Linked DNA regions of Homo sapiens: region 1 is linked to region 2. A link is a loop called in an ENCODE intact Hi-C map of the cell type or tissue named here. Cell type or tissue: B cell. All regions are shown on one strand. Each heading gives the region's core, and the rest is flanking DNA. Links, peaks and the distances in the headings are about the cores only.

Evidence for each region. Hi-C counts contacts between places; a loop is a spot of excess contacts. Peaks named below come from ENCODE experiments on the same cell type or tissue, not always from the same donor. Only the 100,000 strongest peaks of a DNase experiment are listed, where the experiment ranks them.
Region 1: it touches region 2 in a loop (20-fold over the local background); 47 of 110 quality-filtered maps call a loop at or near these places.

The regions. Positions count from the first base shown.
Region 1 is chr9:124,382,684-124,391,012 of GRCh38, reverse strand. It overlaps PSMB7 (proteasome 20S subunit beta 7), which reads left to right. Exons shown (of 8, transcript NM_002799.4): 6 at 6,357-6,415. It overlaps LOC124902267 (a long non-coding RNA gene), which reads left to right and starts at 6,422. Exons shown (of 2, transcript XR_007061764.1): 1 at 6,422-6,936; 2 at 7,063-8,329. In B cell, for the core only: CTCF peaks have their summits at 3,116 and 3,320; a DNase peak (open chromatin) is centred at 3,332; H3K27ac peaks cover 376 bases.
Region 2 is chr9:124,122,734-124,131,062 of GRCh38, reverse strand. No RefSeq gene overlaps it. Among named protein-coding and RNA genes, the nearest start is that of LHX2, 120 kb to the right of the region's middle. RefSeq lists an enhancer at 7,945-8,104. In B cell, for the core only: CTCF peaks have their summits at 3,859, 4,071 (motif pointing left) and 8,045 (motif pointing left); DNase peaks (open chromatin) are centred at 4,052 and 8,017.

The DNA of each region.
Region 1 (8,329 bases), core at 78-8,077, 260 kb before region 2:
CCTCTAAGACGGTCCTAAGGAAGCCCTCCTAAGGACGTTAGGCAGGAGAGACATGGTGTATTTGTTTGTGATGATTGATTGCTGTTGTTCTTTGGGTCTGTTGACTCATGCATGGATTGACCTTTAGGCCCTTGTATACAAATGTAAGGAATAAGCTGCCTGCTGCTGCTGTTACACGGAGACTGTGACAGCTAGCAAAGTCTTGGTCTTTTGCTTGTTTTTTCCATCCCCTCACAATGTTGGATTTTCTTCAATTTTTTATACCTTAAAAAATTGCTATTAATGCCTGCACTTTGAAGAAAAATTTAAAAATACAAGTAAAAAGAAAATAGCACCACCCAGAAATAAGCTTAATATTTTGATTTATATGCTTCCAGGTTTGTATAATATATAGTGCATAAGCATGTCTGTTAATTTTGCTTTAGAACATGTTTTTCCCCCACTAAATACTATAGCATGGATCTCTTCCCATTGCCAAAAAAATGTACTTCTACTTTGTCATGTTTAATGTCTGTGTGTATAGTATTTTATTGTTTATTTTCCCTGGCTCCTGATTGTTGAACCTTTACATTTACTTCCAGGTATTTTTTTTTTCCCCTTTAATCTAAACAATGATCTTTTAAGATACGTGACTTGGGTACTTGTCCATGTGTTTCTTTAGAATAAGTCCCTAAGAGATTTGCTGGTTTGGTGGGTATGTATAGCTGTATGATTTCCAATCGATGTTTCTACATTGCCCATTAGAAGAGTTCTATCCATTTCTGCTTCTCCAAGTGTGTCAAAGTACCCATTTGATCACACCTTTGTCAGCACTATTATTCTTTTTAATCTTTGCTAATTAAAAAGGCAAAAGGTAGTTATTTTACTTCAATTCATATTTCTTTGATTGCTAGTGAACTTGATCAGTGTTGCTTAATGTATATAGGCCTCTACCTTTTCTCTTTCGTAAACTACTGTCTTCTCTCTTGGAGTCTTGATGTAGTTATCTGTGAGCTCTTTTTAGTTATTAATGTTCTGCATGTTGCATGTATTTTTCGGAGTTTCAGGGCTTTTATTTTACATTCTTAAAGGAGCTAGTAATTTTGTTTATAAGCTAGTGGGCCTGCTATTATAAGATGTTTCATTGTAACAGACTGGCTGGAGGTGTGGTCCTTGTGGAACTGGTGCTTGGGACTCCTTCTCCTGGGGCGCAGCAGATGTGGGTGACAAGAGGGTCTGTGGGTGAGTCCGGCCCTGACAGAGCTGGGAAGCAGGCCAGGTGCTCTTTCCAGGACTCCACAGGGCATTGGTTGCAGGAGGAGCTTTGAATGAGGACCTAGCTGGAGCAGCTGTGGAGTGTCTGCAGTGGATGGGGGAGTGCCCTGCAGGTGAAAGGGAAAGAGACATTTGTCCTCCCTGCCTCCCTGTCTCTCCACAGCCCGGCTTCTTGGTGGGTTGGGGTGGCGGGTGTTGAACAGGGTGTGTAGGTGGGCTTGGGGGAGGGCAGTGGATGCAGGAGGTCAGTCTGAGGGGACTAGGTAGCCATCATAGTGTCCTCACTTACATTCACCTAAGTGCTGGTCACTGAATTGCACCTTGTTTTTCTGTTTTAAAGAGCTTTGTTCTGGAAGCAGTACTGGGTACTCAGTAACCGTGGGTGTGCTGAAAGGCAGGCTTGGGGAAGGTTGCTAAGGAGCAGCTTCATGGAAACTACTGATGAGACCGAGAGCGTCAGTAGTATTAATATAGTGCAGAAATCCAGGAAAGGCCATTCACTCCTGTGATATCACAGTGGTTTGGACTGGACTAGGACATATAACAGGACTTGGTTTTGTGGTTTTTAAGGCCCTTTTTCCTTTTTGAAAATTGAACTGGCTCTACACTTGAGTTTGTCTTATATTCAGCCTAGTATGGTAAACTAGGCGATAAATATTGCTTTACACCTTATCCAGGCATTTACTGCTATCCTCACACCTTCAGGGGCAGCTTAGAGTTTTTTTTGGCTCCCTCATTTGGGTAGTTGGCCTCACTTTTAGTGCAGCTTCATTCAATAAGCGTCTCTCCTAATGCTGCCATGTGTCAGAGACTGTTGGGGATGGAGGCTGCAGATATGAAAGGATGGACAAGTTGCAGAGATGAGAGTGATAAACCCTGTGGAGGGGAGTGACCAAGGAAGGGTTCTAGGAAGAAGTGATCTCTCAGCTGGAGTTTGAAGGGTGACTGGGAGTTCTGTGGACTGCCATGTGCTCTGTGAGATAGGCTTGAACTGGCACGGGCATTTAGGAAATCATGGGCAGCGTGGTGTTGGTGGAGTATCAGGGGTGTGTATGGGGGATGGGAGGGAGCCGAAGGAGGTAGAAACCTGGTCATGGAAGGTCTTGCGTGTCCTCTCTCAACTGTATTGTAGCATATAGGACTTTTTGTATGAGAGCGCGACATAGGGTCAACAGCTGAGACAGGAATCCCACCCCTGTGCTTGTTTCCTGTAGTCCTAGACAAGGAGCTTTCTCACATTAGTGGGTTGCTATGAGGATGATGAAATGACCTAAAATAGGCCGCATGGCACCTGGCGGGTGCTTAGCAGAAGGCCCTTGTTCTTCTCTTTGGCTTCCTTCTCCTCCTGACTGGAGTAAGTTCTCTGAGGCCTCACCCTTGCTCATGGAGCATAGCCTGCATTTGTGGAGGGCACGTCCTCTCTGACCTGCCTTTCCTTCACTGGCATACTCGAGTGTACAGCAGAGGCCCAGTCCTGGCCACGCTGTCCCCTGGCTTTTCTGTGTATCTGTTCTTTAATGGGAAACCAGACAGTTCTGATGTCTAAGATGTCTCTGCTTTTGGAATAAAAAATCAGAGCAAATGATCCTTCAAAAGATTTTCGCCTTGGTTTTGTGTATGAAGAGAGTGCCAGCTTAGGTAGTTGATGCTGAAATAACAGAATGTCTCAGGGCATTATTAGTGGTTTATAGGGAAAAGAGGATGTAATATATTAATGTTTTACAGGTCACATGGTGGCTGTAGTAGAATGGCATTTGACTGGTGATTTATTGTATGTAGTTTTGGATGTTGGACCAGTATCTAGGAAACTTGAATGAAATTATCTTTAAAGAATACTGGCCTGAGTTTACCATCTTTTTTTTTTTTTTTAAATGGCCAACTTCTTGTTCCTTGTGTCCCCCACTGCATTGCCTTGAAATTATGTTCTCTTGTCACTTCAGGCAATTGCAGCTGTATTTGAAATTCTCACCCCAGTTTTCTAAATGGCAGACACACATTCAGAGGTATCTACAAACCTGTTGACAGGTTTTCTATCTCCAAACACTTCTGTGTATTTCTGAAAAGGGGGCGCCAAAGTCCTCCTTTCCTGAAAAGCTGGGAGCAGGAGCTAATTTGCAAGTGATTTAGAAATTATTTTTAATGTTGAATTTCCCTTTCTTTTCAAGTTTATTTTGGGGCCCTCTTGTCTTTGATTTCATGGGAAGCAGAATCAGGTTGGGAAGCTCCTGCTTTTCAGAAAATTTCTCGAGAGAGAGAGTGTGTGTGTGTGTATGTATGTATTTTTTGAGGTATAAAAAGGGGAAGCCAGAAATACAGTGTAGTAAAAGCCCCAAGTCCTATGTTTACTTGTCTTATATGCCTGTCTGATAATGTAGAGAGCCTCCCCACATTGGAGAAACTCTTTTGTTCCAAGAGTCTGTGGGTTTAGTGTGTTATTTCCACTTATAGAAATTTTGTCTGTAATATTGTTTCTAGGCAGGAAAAAGGTTTTTTGTTTGTTTGTTTTTTTGTTTGAGACAGAGTCTTGCTCTGTCGCCCAGGCTGGAGTGCAGTTGCGCGATCTGGGCTCACTGCAAACTCTGCCTCCCGGGTTCATGCCATTCTCCTGCCTCAGCCTCCTGCGTAGCTGGGACTACAGGCGCCCACCACCATGCTCGGCTAATGTTTTGTATTTTTAGTAGAGACAGGGTTTCACTGTGCTAGCCAGGATGGTCTCAATCTCCTCACCTTGTGATCCGCCCACCTCGGCCTCCCAAAGTTCTGGGATTACAGGCGTGAGCCACCGCGCCCGGCCAGGAAAAAGGTTTTAAAGAAATAATTATTTGGGGAGGGAAATATTTTTCATTTCTTAAATTATTGAGTGAAGCTGAGCAGAAGGAAATATATGTGCCTAGGAAAAAGAATAGAGCAAAAAAAAAAAAATTTACTGTGCAACTGCCAAGGAAAGGAATGGCCCCGGAGGAAAAAACAGCTAGTGATTTTTAAGGAAAAATGCCTTTAAGGTAAGCTTGTTTTTCTTTTTTAACAATTCATTACAGTTTTCCACAAGTTGTTAGCTCCTAGCTAAATACCTGTCTTCTCCCTGTCCTTTTTTAAATGTTTATTTCTGGCCTCTGGTTGATTACCCTTGTGTTCTTCGTGGAGATATTCTTGGACTTTGTTGGAAGAGACCAGTCTGCTCATCAGTGCTGTGCAGGATTGGTCTATATCTGGGAGTATTTTTTCCTGAGATTCTTCATTTGCAGTTGCCTCGTTCGTTCATGGCAGCTGTCTTTCGCTTTCCACACAAAACCAGCTTGCTTTTACTAGTAAGTCTGAGACTGGTTCTCACCTGGGCCTGAAAACAGCAACTTAGGTTAACTTTCCCCCTTGACCCCTGAATCTCAGAGTAAATATGTGACTCACAGAACATTGGTGGAGTTTGACCCTGTTTCCACATCTTCAAGGACATGTTTACTTTGAAATTCAGAGGTTTGTTTTGCTGAATTTGCTCTCACATATGTGCTAGTTTTATCTGAGTTTACTAGTTTTATATCTGTTTAATTTCTATCTCCTTTTCAGAGGGCTTTTAATGTCCCTTTAGATCACCATTTTAGTTTTTTTTTTTTTTTTAAGGAGAAAAAAATTGTGAGGAGGGGAAAATCGGGTTGCCTTTTGCTCCCAAAGCCTAAATGAATAGTCATTGCTTGTAATGCTGGTTTACACTTGACGCTTCCTATGGCTTTAGATGTGATGTATCCGGTACTGTGAAGGTAATGATCCTCAACCGCAGCAATATTCCCTAACAGGAGTATCTGTCATATTCATCGGGATTACCATGTTCATTGATTTGTGTCTGTAAATCTGCTGTTTCTACCCTTTAAATTTGATCTATAATTGGACCTCCTTAAATGGTTCAGATAAGGTAGTCTGTATTTTCTCAATGCGGCGTTGCTGTCAGCTTCTCCTTTTTCATTATACATTCAGCAGACTTGATAAAATCAGCAGGACACCTCATTTGAAACTGTTTAATCGCTGCCTTTTTCCTTTGCTAAACCATTGAGGTGGTCAAGCGATGTACACAAATCATTTTAAATAGAAAATATGGTTTTCTCTGTGACCCAGCTAAATAGATAGTGTTATGCAAAACAAGTTAAAAAGTAATAAATGCCAAAAAAATCTTCTAATTGGAGTAAAAAATTGTGGGCAACTCTATCCTCTCTCCAAAAGTGGAGTATCCTGAAATATTGCCAGGACCTGTAAAGACAAGATGATGATTTTCTAAAGATTCTCTGGTTTTTGAACAAAGCAAATTTAAATTTTCAAGGAGTGCTTAGCTGCCTTTTGCATCCATTCAAAGGGAGCCCACGCTTATTTGTAATGGCTTTACGTCCTACTTTTGTAGGGATAAATTTGCTATCCGTTAATACCTATGCAGCATAACCTTTCAGCCATTTGCTATTGTGATAATAAATTTTTGTTTCTTTGTCTGTCATTTTGTCTATTCAGCTGTTACTCTTCAAAGTACAAACTAAAAATAATAGCTCCAAATAAATGCCACATAATAAAGTGTTTTACAGTTGTAGCTGGAATAACCTGGTGGCTGCTGCTCGCAGTCCTATTACCATTGCTGGTGCGGTAGTTTCTTCCCTGCGTGTCAAGGTGACTCTACCAGGGCCAGCTCATTAAAACAATCTTTTCTTTGGAACTGGCTTGGTATTTAGCGCTATACCCAGCAGCCTGCCAAGGCACAATATGGAGCACTAGACTCACAGCATAGAACACGGGAAATTATGTGGCAGTCACTGTTTGAACAAAATCCAAATTCTCCATAACCTCATTTTCATGCTTCAGCATTTTATTGTGAATAATTTACAATTATACCTGTCAGTGGTGGAAGTAGGACCAGTTGCAGATTTACCTTAGATAGTGGTAAGTGTGACTCCAGGCTTTTGAAGAGCACTGTTTTTACCTGGTTTATGTGGCCCTGTAGAATTAATATTTACACTGTACTTGAATGAGACACTGGGCATGTTTTGCTGTTTTTCTTGCCCCTAGGTAAACTTGAGATGGATAAGCTGGGATATCATAAAATACACTAAAAGTGCACCTTTTTCTTGCAGGTTCTGGCTCCTTGGCAGCAATGGCTGTATTTGAAGATAAGTTTAGGCCAGACATGGAGGTATGTAAGTCCCTGCAGTTTTATTCTTTTTCAAAGATTTTTCTGGTTTTATCTTGAACATTTACAAATTGATTGCTGATTCCTCCCGAGCTTGTACAGCACTGTTGTTAGTTGGAATGTTCTTTGGCACAGATGGTCTGTTTGCCGAAGAGACCAGCTTCCTTTTGTAGTGGCCCAGCTGTGCCCTTCCTTGGGCTTGAGGCACCAGCGCTATCCAGCTTTTTGCTCTGGGCTTTGGGCTGTCTAGGAATCTTCTTGACTGTAAATGCGGTGGTAACGTGGAATGTTTTCTTGCGCACCAAGCTTTCTGTGTCACGATATCTCAAAATGACAGGTTTTTCTGTTCTTACTAAGAACAGAAAAACTGTGTATGTCTTTGCATGTTACAGAGACGTGACCTGAAAATGGAGGCAGTTTTAAAAATCCCTGTAGATGATTCTGCATCTGGCAGAAGATGGGGACAAGACCACACATGTGGGGGATTCATCTCAGAGCGTAATGATCTAGTGTCTCAGATACATGTATGAGAGATTCTTTTATTGTGTTTTCTTTGGTGGTGGGGGAAGGTGGTATCTTCTGAATGATACTCCACTTAAGTCTACTTTAATGATAGATTGTCTCCACCCCGCCACCCCCTACATCTTCAGGACAAATGCACAGCTCTTCCATGGTCACTGTCGCAGGAATGTTGAATATGCCTGGATCCATCATGGTACCACGTTACTCCTCCACGGCACTACATCTGGCCGCTAAACCAGCATTCGGCACATAAGCTTTTTTGATGGTTGTTAATTTTTTGATGGGGAGTATCAACTTCTTTTCAACAATTAATAGGTAGTTTATGAGTGGTTTACCCTATTTCTTAGTATGTAGGTTTTTGCCATTTCTGACTTCGCAGTATTGTTTAGGGACCAGAGGGTGTCTCTGGGAATTGCTTTTTGACAGTGCCTTATGTCCAGTCATCTTTGGAAAAGATTGCTTATTAAAAATATTTTGTTCTTCCGTCATCTCATTGTCATTGGAGCACCAAGTGTCATTGGAACTCTGAAGCTCTCTCTGCCCTTTAGGTTTGGACCAAGTGCTGTCAAAGCCAGAGAAAGTAGGATTAAAGATACTGATCAGCCAGGACAGATAGGGGTTTTCTGCTGGAAACTGCGATACCTACCCTCGGTACATGGGGATAGCTCACATAAGTGACTTGGTCACTTGGCAAGATTTCTTCGCTTCTCGGATAGCTGCAGGAATTAAAACATAGTGTATAGAATTTAGGTGTTTTACACTAAAAATGATAATGTCTTGTTCCAATTAAGAATAGTAAACAGGTCCAAGTATAGACAATAAATGAGATTGGGATTCTGTTCTCATTTCTCAATGTGAACAGTTACTCCCATATCAGCATTATTTTCTATTTGGCCTTCTTAAATACAGAGAAAAAATAGGATATATTAATAGTAGGTCACTTGAAAAAGAAAAGAAAAAAAGTTCCCCAGTTTTCTAACTATAGGAGAGGAGTTCCTAAGGTTCTACGCATCCATTAGAACTCACAGAGGTACAAGGAGGCGTACTCTTGAGTTTTGTTTAGAAAATCACCTCAGTAATGCCAAACCCTTCTTTAAAACACATTAATCTTTTCAAATCTTCCTGAAAGCTTTGTCTATCTCCAGTTGATTGGGACTTCCGTATGTTAAAGAAAAATGAGAATTGTAGGAAAAGTTGAGAGTATGAGGTACATTAGAAGTGACTTTAACACTCCACCAAAGTAATTTTACCTTATTTAGAGTTTGGATTTGAAATGGTTCAAAGGCTGTGAATTCAATATTTGATGTGATTTTGGGAAGTAAAGGGGAATGTCAGCATCCTTTCGATAAAATTGATATTATCAATCTGAAGAATGTTTCTTAGATCAGTTGTGTC
Region 2 (8,329 bases), core at 123-8,122:
CGCCCAACCTGCACATAGGGGACTGGTCCAGGAGCACCCAGCACTGCCTTCTATTACTCTTATTCCTAAGCCTCACATACAATTTGCATATCATTATCATATTTATCCTCAGCTCTTGCAGCAATCCTGTGTCACCTACATAGACTCCAGCATGCAGAATGACCCCAGAGGTGCGTGTACACACGAGCACATGCACCCAGGCACACGTGTCCACATGGACAGCGTCCGGCAGCACACAGGCGTGAGCCCCATGAGAAAAGCTTCACTAGTGCAGACAAGGGAAAGGAGCACCGCCCTGCAGCTCCCCAATGTGGTCCTCCATGACCCCTGGCCTCCCCTACCCTCCTGCACCACAGCCTGCCCCTGCTGGAGCCCCTTCACCCTCTCCCTCCCGTATATTTTTTCTTTGTGCCCTTTCCTGAACTCAGCTCTGCCACCAGGCTCTGCAGGAACCTTATTTTTACAGCTTCAGGGAGGAAACTCTCGGAGAGAAGGGATGGCTTTGCTAAGAGGGTAGGTGCGTAATGCCCTGAGCCACTGCCAGCCCAGTTCCCAAGGGGCAAGGTTTCCCCGCCTCAGCTGTGATGGTGGCTCTAGTCAGCCAGGACCAGCCCGGGGACTGCCCGAGGGACCTTCCTGGCAAGCTGGCTCAGTGCCACTGCCCAGTCTCCCCTCACGGACGGGAACACCCTGGGCAGGCTCTGGGCTCTGAACCCAGAAAGGTCCACAGACCAGCACCCAGGGGGAGGGATTCTGCATCAGCGATGGGGGCAGATCCCGAAATTCTCCTTGTTTGACATCTCCCTTTAGGGCAGGCAGCTCCAGGGCTTTGTTCATCTGTAAGGATCAGAGGACTTGCAGGGTGGGCTATGGGACCAAGGGGTCTACCCAGGAGGCTGGAGGGAGAGGGACTAGTCCTGGAGCTCTTGGCACCAGAGAGAGGGAGGGAGAGGGAAGACGTGGGGCTTGGGAAACAAAGGAGAGAAGCAGAGCATGTCTTATGATGGTTGAGTTGCCTGTCAGGTGCAGAGGCCAGGGAAGATCACCTCCTAGACCCACGTTCATCTTGCCCTCTTTTTTTTTTTTTTTTTTTTTTTTGAGACAGGGTCTCACTCTGTCTCCCAGGCTGGAGTGCAGTGGCATGATCTCAACGCTCTGCAACCTCTGCCTCCCGGGTTCAAGCGATTCTCCTCCATCGGCCTCCCCAGTAGCTGGGATTACAGGTGCGTGCCACCATGCCCGGCTAATTTTTTCTATTTGTAATAGAGATGGGGTTTCACCATGTTGGCCAGGCTGGTCTCAAACTCCTGACCTCAAGTGATCTGCCTGCTTCGGCCTCCTAAAGTGCTGGGATTACAGGCTTGAGCCACTGCGCCTGGCCCATCTTGCCCTGTTGTTCCTTCCTCCATCATCTCTCACCTATAAACTTGCCAAGAGAGCCAAAGGGTTCCTCCAACGCTTCCCACTAACTTCCATCCACTCAATGCTCTTCCTGGCTGTCTGACATCTGGCTGGAAAGACCCAATGTGACATCAGATGCTCCCCCTCCGGGGTCCCTTTCTTGCTCCCTCACCTCACAGCCTCCTGGGCCCCTGGGCCTCTGCCAAGAGTTGTTGACAAGATTGGGCACCTTGGAGTCCTTGTCTGTGCCAGGAGTGTCTCCTGGGAAAGCCAGGGGGCACCTTTTCTGGCACAGGGCCTGGGGAGCGGCCTCCGAGGGCTCCCCCAACACACCCACCCTCTTTCTGCTGCAGAGCAGGAATGTTGATTTCAGTGCAAATAACTCATTATTTTGCTTCCCAGACCAGAAAGCCCCACATGTGGAGTTAATTCCCCATTCTGACTTAAGGCTAGTGCCAGTCAGAACTGGGAGTTTTGCTTAATACCCACTAGGCACCATTGTTTCCATCACAGGGTTAATTAGTCCCCAAGAGCCTTGAGCCGAGGGAGGCTGCTCTGGGTGGAGAGTCCAGAGACCCAGATTTTGAATCTGCATTTGCCAACGACCATCTGCTTGAGCTTCACTAGACAAGGCCCTTTCTCTCTCCGGACCTCAGTTTTCCCATCTGCAAAATGAGCAGGTGAACCTGGATGATCACCAAAGTCCTTTCCGGCTGTCTCAAAGTTTCCGTGACATTCTGTGGTGCTGACATTCTGTAACACCCGACAACGGTCTAGCATGATGATGTTCTAAGTCATTCCATGACATTTACAGCTATCTGCAGCACTGTCTGATGACGTTGTCTTCGGAAGGTGGTCCTTGACATTCCATGACATTTACAATGATCTGCAGCATTCTATGACATCCGTTGACATTTACAAGAATTCAGAATACCCCGTGACATTCTTTGACATTCCAGAGCATTTTACGACATTCCTGGACATTCTATAGCACTCTGTGGCATTCTAGTCATGATATTCTGTGGCATTCTGTGACATTCTAAGTTTATACTATGTAGATTCATCTCTCTTCCAAGGGTCCTCCCTGGCATCACTGGAGAAGTCACATTCCCACCCAAGGACTTTTCACCCTAAAGCTCCTCCTGCCCATGCTGTGTGACCCCTCTGTGGTCAGAAGTTCTTGAACTTGGGCCTCTAGAGTCAGGCAGCCACTCCAGGATCTTGATCTGGGCTTTGGGGGTGGGGTGGAGGGAATAGCAGTCTCCCCAGGGTGTTTTGCACCTAAAGAAATAGGTTTTCCCCTCCCCCACTGCCACCAGAGTATTCTAGTAAATGGCTCTTACCTTCAGGATAAGGGTTTCCCTTGGCATAGTGTTGAGTTTAAGCATACCAGATATTTGAAAAATTTCGACCTACAGGAACAGCAATTTTATTTTATTTTATTTTTTACTTTTTTTTGAGATGGAGTCTCACTCTGTCACCCAGGCTGGAGTGCAGTGGGGTGGTCTCAGCTCACTGCAGCCTCCCCCTCCCCAGGTTCAAGCGATTCTCCTGCCTCAGCCTCCCAAGTAGCTGGGATTACAGGCACGTGCCACCACGCCTGGCTAATTTTTAGTAGAGCCAGGGTTTCACCATGTTGGCCAGGCTGGTCTTGAACTCCTGACCTCAAGTGATCCACCTGCCTTGGTCTCCCAAAGTGCTGGGATTACAGGCTTGAGCCACCATGCCTGGCCATGGGAACAGCAATTTTATGCAGTTCAACCTAATACAGCAGAAAGAATGTGGGAATTTCTTTCTGCTGTATTAGGTTGAACCATATACAATTTGGGAATCAGATGGCCCTGGGGCAAATACTGGTACTGTTATTTGTTAGCTGTGAAACTTGGGGCAACCTCACCCGGCCTCACTTTCCTCATCCATCAATGGAGATAATCATGGGTTGTTTTTCAAGGGTTTGTAGAGGACTCAGGGAAATGCCGAGGGTGAAGAGGAACGCCTAGGGTCTGGAACAGAATAAGAAGGCTCAGGATCTTTCTTCCTCCTTTTTCCCTTTTCCCTTCCCTTTTTCCCCTTCTCTTCCCTCCTTTTTCCCCATTCTCCCTTTCCCTAGAACAACAGTGAAACAATCCATGAGCAAAATGGCGCCAGCTGAAAAAGAGAGCCTGGGCATGGGTCTTGGCTGCTTCCTCCTTGCTGTTCAGCCTGGAGGATGCAGTTCTGTTCTGTGGGCCTCAGTGTTCCCATCTGTAGAATGGGCTGGAAGACCATGAGATCAACTAGGAAGACCCTTCCGGCTCTGATGGTCTGGGCTTCCCCAGCTGGGGGAACAGAAGGATGACAGAACAAGGAATCTTGAAGTCTGGTCGGGCAAGAATTGGGGAGCAAGGGGGTCACCATAGATAGTCTTTGAGGACAGGGCACTAGAAAGTGGCTTAAAGTCAGTGGAGGAGGCGAGACCTGAAGAAGTGCTTCTTTCTAAGCTTTGAGGGATGATGACTTGGTTGTAATGCTGCTGCTCCATAGAGTTTTAGAACGACCCCGTAGATCTCCGCTAACGAGGGTGGGCAGGTGCCCCACCGGGTGGGCCGCATCCTCTCCAGCCCTCCAGGCCCCCGCGGGAAGGACCCAGGCTGCTGTGGAAACCTTAAGAGACTGCGCCCCCTGGTGTCAGAACGCTGTCATTGCAGCATGGGACTTCCAGCCTGGGGAGGCAGCTTCTCACCTGCAGACGAGGGCTCCACCCTAGCCAGCAAGTTTCTTTCCAAGAGGAGGCTGGGGAGCAGCGCTTGGGAAGAAAGTGGCTTAAGTTGGGTCAAGCCTGTAGGGCTGAAGGCTGGTAAGGACCCTTCATTAACCTCTTGAGCAAATATTTATTGAGAACCTACTATGTGCCCGGCAGTGCGTTGGGCCCTTGGATCCAGCTTTGAACAAGACAAAGCCCTTGCTTGGCAAGGAGCCCACACAATCCAGGGCTCTCGGACTGGCTGAGGACCTGCTATGTGCCCAGGTCTTATCCCCCAGACTCTTCAAAGCAACTGTGGAGGCGAGAATTATCATCTCCATTTTATTTATTTATATTATTTTATTTTTTGAGACTGAGTCTCACTCTATTGCCCAGGCTGGAGAGCAGTGGTGCGATCTTGGCTCACTGCAACCTCTCTCTCCCAGGTTCAAGCAATTCTCCTGCCTTAGCCTCCTGAGTAGCTGGGATTACAGGTGCGCGCCACCATGCCCAGATAATTTTCGTATTTTTAGTAGAGACGGGGTTTCACCATGTTACCCAGGCTGATCTCAAACTCCTGACCTCAGTTGATCCGCCCACCTCGGCCTCCCAAAGTGCTGGGATTACAGGTGTGAGCCACCGTGACTGGCCTCATCTCCATTTTACAGGTGGGGGAACTGAGGCCTGAGGCCACACAAGTGTAAGGGGCAGAGCTGGGATCTGGACCATCAGACTTGGATCTGGGCCATCCAGAGTATCCCATCACACAAGGTTCATGTAGCAGAAATCACCTGCCCCTCCAAGCAAGTCACTTGCCTCCTCTGGGACACGGAGCCAGTGAGGTGCCTGGAGGATTACACAAGGTAGGGGGTGTCCTGATGCCCTTGCCCTGTGTCCAGGGAGACCTCCTTCCAAAGAGTGGGGGTTGCTCTCTGGAAGTGGGCATCCTGGGGCTCCGGGCATTGTTCTCATTGTCTGGCCCTCCTCTTTGTCTCTGGAGTATCCTGGGCTCGCTTCTCCCCCGGCAGAGCCAAGGGCCAGCTGCCTGGAGAGCAGGACCTGCCGGCCGCAGGCTCATTAGAGCCCTCGCAGACGCCCCTCTACCGGGACTCCCCACCCAGGGTCTGAGGGGGAGTTTGACACGAGTCTAAAAATAGCTGCTGTTTTGTTCCTTTGTTGGAGGGGAGGGGCTGGCAGAGGGATTCGGGCTCCTCTTAATGACCGACCCACCAAGAACAAAGGCTTTTCTTTGCGTTGGCTCTGCTTCCAGCAGCAGCAGGCCCCCGGCTCCAGTATCATCCTTGGGGCTCAAGTGGAACCCAAGCTGCTCCTGAAGAGCCAGCTTGAGGGCAAAGGCAGGCCCAGGCCTCTGACCAGGGCAGCCCCAGCCCAGGCTGACCGGCGGGCACATGGTGGGCAGTGGGGTCTGTGGGCAGGGCTCTGCAGGGGAGGGGTCTGCCTGTGACACTGTTTGTGATGTCAGACCCCCTGGCAAGGCTGGGGGCGGCAAGCATGGGACGGCAAATGACTGTGCGTGGCTGGTTGCAGGCAGGTGACTCTGTGGGATTGTGTGTGACTGTGCCTGGGACACTGCGTGGCTGTGTGCAGGCAACACCATGAGGGACTGTGTGGACGCTGCTGTGGAAATTGCATGACTGTGCCTGTGACACTGCGATGGGACTGGGCGTGAGCAGGTGAGGTCGTGAGTGACTGCGTGGCTGTGCAGGTGACAGCATGAGTGAGTGTTGGCTGTGCATAGTGAGACTCGCTAATGGGCAGGTGACGTTGTATGTGTTGGATTGACATGGGGTGATGGGGCTGATGGTACAGGGAACATTCTATGTGACTCTGTGACTGTATTGGTGACACTGGGAGGTGGGGCTAACTGTGCAGGTGACATTGCAAGTGGCCCTGGGACTGTGTGCAGGTGATCATGACTAAACCATTGTCAGGAAACTGGCAGATCTCAGAGCCCATCAGGCGCCTGGAACAGCTTCCGGCCCTCTTCTCACCTCCCCTTCTGTGGGGCAGCTCATGGGGCCCTCCCTTGGATGGCTCCTCCTGCCTCGCCTGCTGCTCACCTGCCACCTGTGTCTCTAGGCGTCCCTCTCTGCATCATCGGGTTCAGGGTATAAGGCCTCCAACCACCCAGCACGGGAGCTGCACTTGGGAGAATGACTGGAGCAAAAGCAAATGCATGACACTCCTGCTGGGACCTGCCCAGGAGAAAGGAGGCCAGAGGGGAGCCCGGGGGTGGCTGGGAGGGCTGCAGCTTGATCTGTAATGTTTGGTTCATTTTTAAAAGGGAGAACACATGCCTGTATATTTGCTGTGAATCTAGGTGGAATGATTATGTGTGATTATTATACTATTCTCTTGATTTTTCTGAATTTCTAATCTTTCAAAATAATGAACAAAAGCAAAACATGCTGATGATAGGATTTGTTATACACAAAAGTTAACATTGACTTCGTGTCAGGTGCTGATCTGAATGCTTTACATGGGTTATTTCACTGAATATTTACCGTTGTCCTAGGAAGGAGGTCCTATTGCCATCCCCCATTGTATAGATGGGGAAACTGAGGCTCAGAGGGATTTATTAACTTGCCCTCCAACACACAGCAGGTAAGTTGTGGATCCAGGATTCCTAACCCAGACCTGCCTACCCAACGATCATTTTCAGACGTATTCCTCCACCACCTGATACTTTCTTCTTCTCTCTCCCCCTTCAATGCTTTTAGCAAAAAAAGAGAGATAAATACATTTTTAAAAATAAAAACAAAACCAATAGAGTAAAAAATCTCTCTCTAGGAGTAATCACTGTTATCAATTGATCATAGATCCTTTCAGATGTTTTCTATTTACATGTGCATGTGTTTGTGTGTGTGTGTGTGTGTGTGTGTGTGTAGCTCGCAAGATCACAAATGTTATTCACATTACAACTTGGAAATGTGGATAAATGTTGTTTCTTTATTTTGTCTTCTTGAGCCCCACAACCATTGGCCAGTGGGAACAATAGGACACTTTCCCCTATGTGTGGATTCCATTTGTCCAGTCCAATCATCTAAACTGGTCCTTCTTGTAGTTCCTGATCTCCCCAGATAGCTCCCTTGTCTCGCTTCTCTCCAGTGGTTGTGCCTGGATGCTTAAGGGGAAGTGTGGCTTAGGTGGCTGTATTAGTCCATTCTTATGCTGCTATGAAGAAATACCCAAGACTGGGTAATTTATAAAGAAAAGAGATTTAATTGACTCACAGTTCTACATGGCTGGGAGGCCTCAGGAAACTTACAATCATGGTGGAAGACACCTCTTCACAGGGTGGCAGGAGAGAGAATGAGAGCTGAGTGAAGAGAGTAAAAGCCATTTATAAACCATCACCACCATGATTCCATTACTTTCCACCGGCTCCCTCCCATGACACTTGGGGATTATGAGAACTATAATTCAAGATGAGATTTGAGTAGGGACACAGCCAAAACATATCAGTGGCCTTGTGTGGGGGAGGGAGAGTTGGGGCCATAGGCTCAGAGTCACCATCTGCCTTCTCTGGCCTCTGGGACTGTGTCCCTCTCCCTGGTTGCCATGTGCCCTACAAGTGTTCAGACTGAAGGCTGAGGCTACTGTAATTTCTCATCCTCCATCCAGGCCATAGCCCAAAAGCCCCACCCAGATTCCCTCTGGCCTGAAGTCACCCTCTCTTGCCTCACAGTGGCCCTGGCTCTTACCACTGCCTCTACACGACACAGGAAAGCTTCAAGTCTCCCAAAGTGCTGGGATTATGGGTGTGAGCCACTGTGACTGGCCTACTTCATTTTTTTTTAATAGTGCTACAGTATACCAGAGTATAGATATACCAAAATTTAGTCATCCATATTTCCTCTGAACAACACAGGAAAGCTTCGAGTCTCCCTCTGCTGGCTGCCACTGCTACTAGGGGGGTGCTGAGCCAAGAGTCCCATGTGTTAATAATCAACCCTCATAATAAATCAACCCAAAATGTAATGGCTTCAAACAGCAGTCATCATGTAATATCTCTCCTGATTCCTCTGAGTTGGGAATTTGGTGAGGGGGAATTGGCTGGGCAGTTCTGGCGGAGTTGCTCCTGAGATTTTAGTAAGATGTCAGCAGGGCTGCAAATGATCTGCAGGTTGGACTGGGCTGGAGGATCCATTTTAAGTTGGCTCCTCATATTTCCGGCAAGCTAGC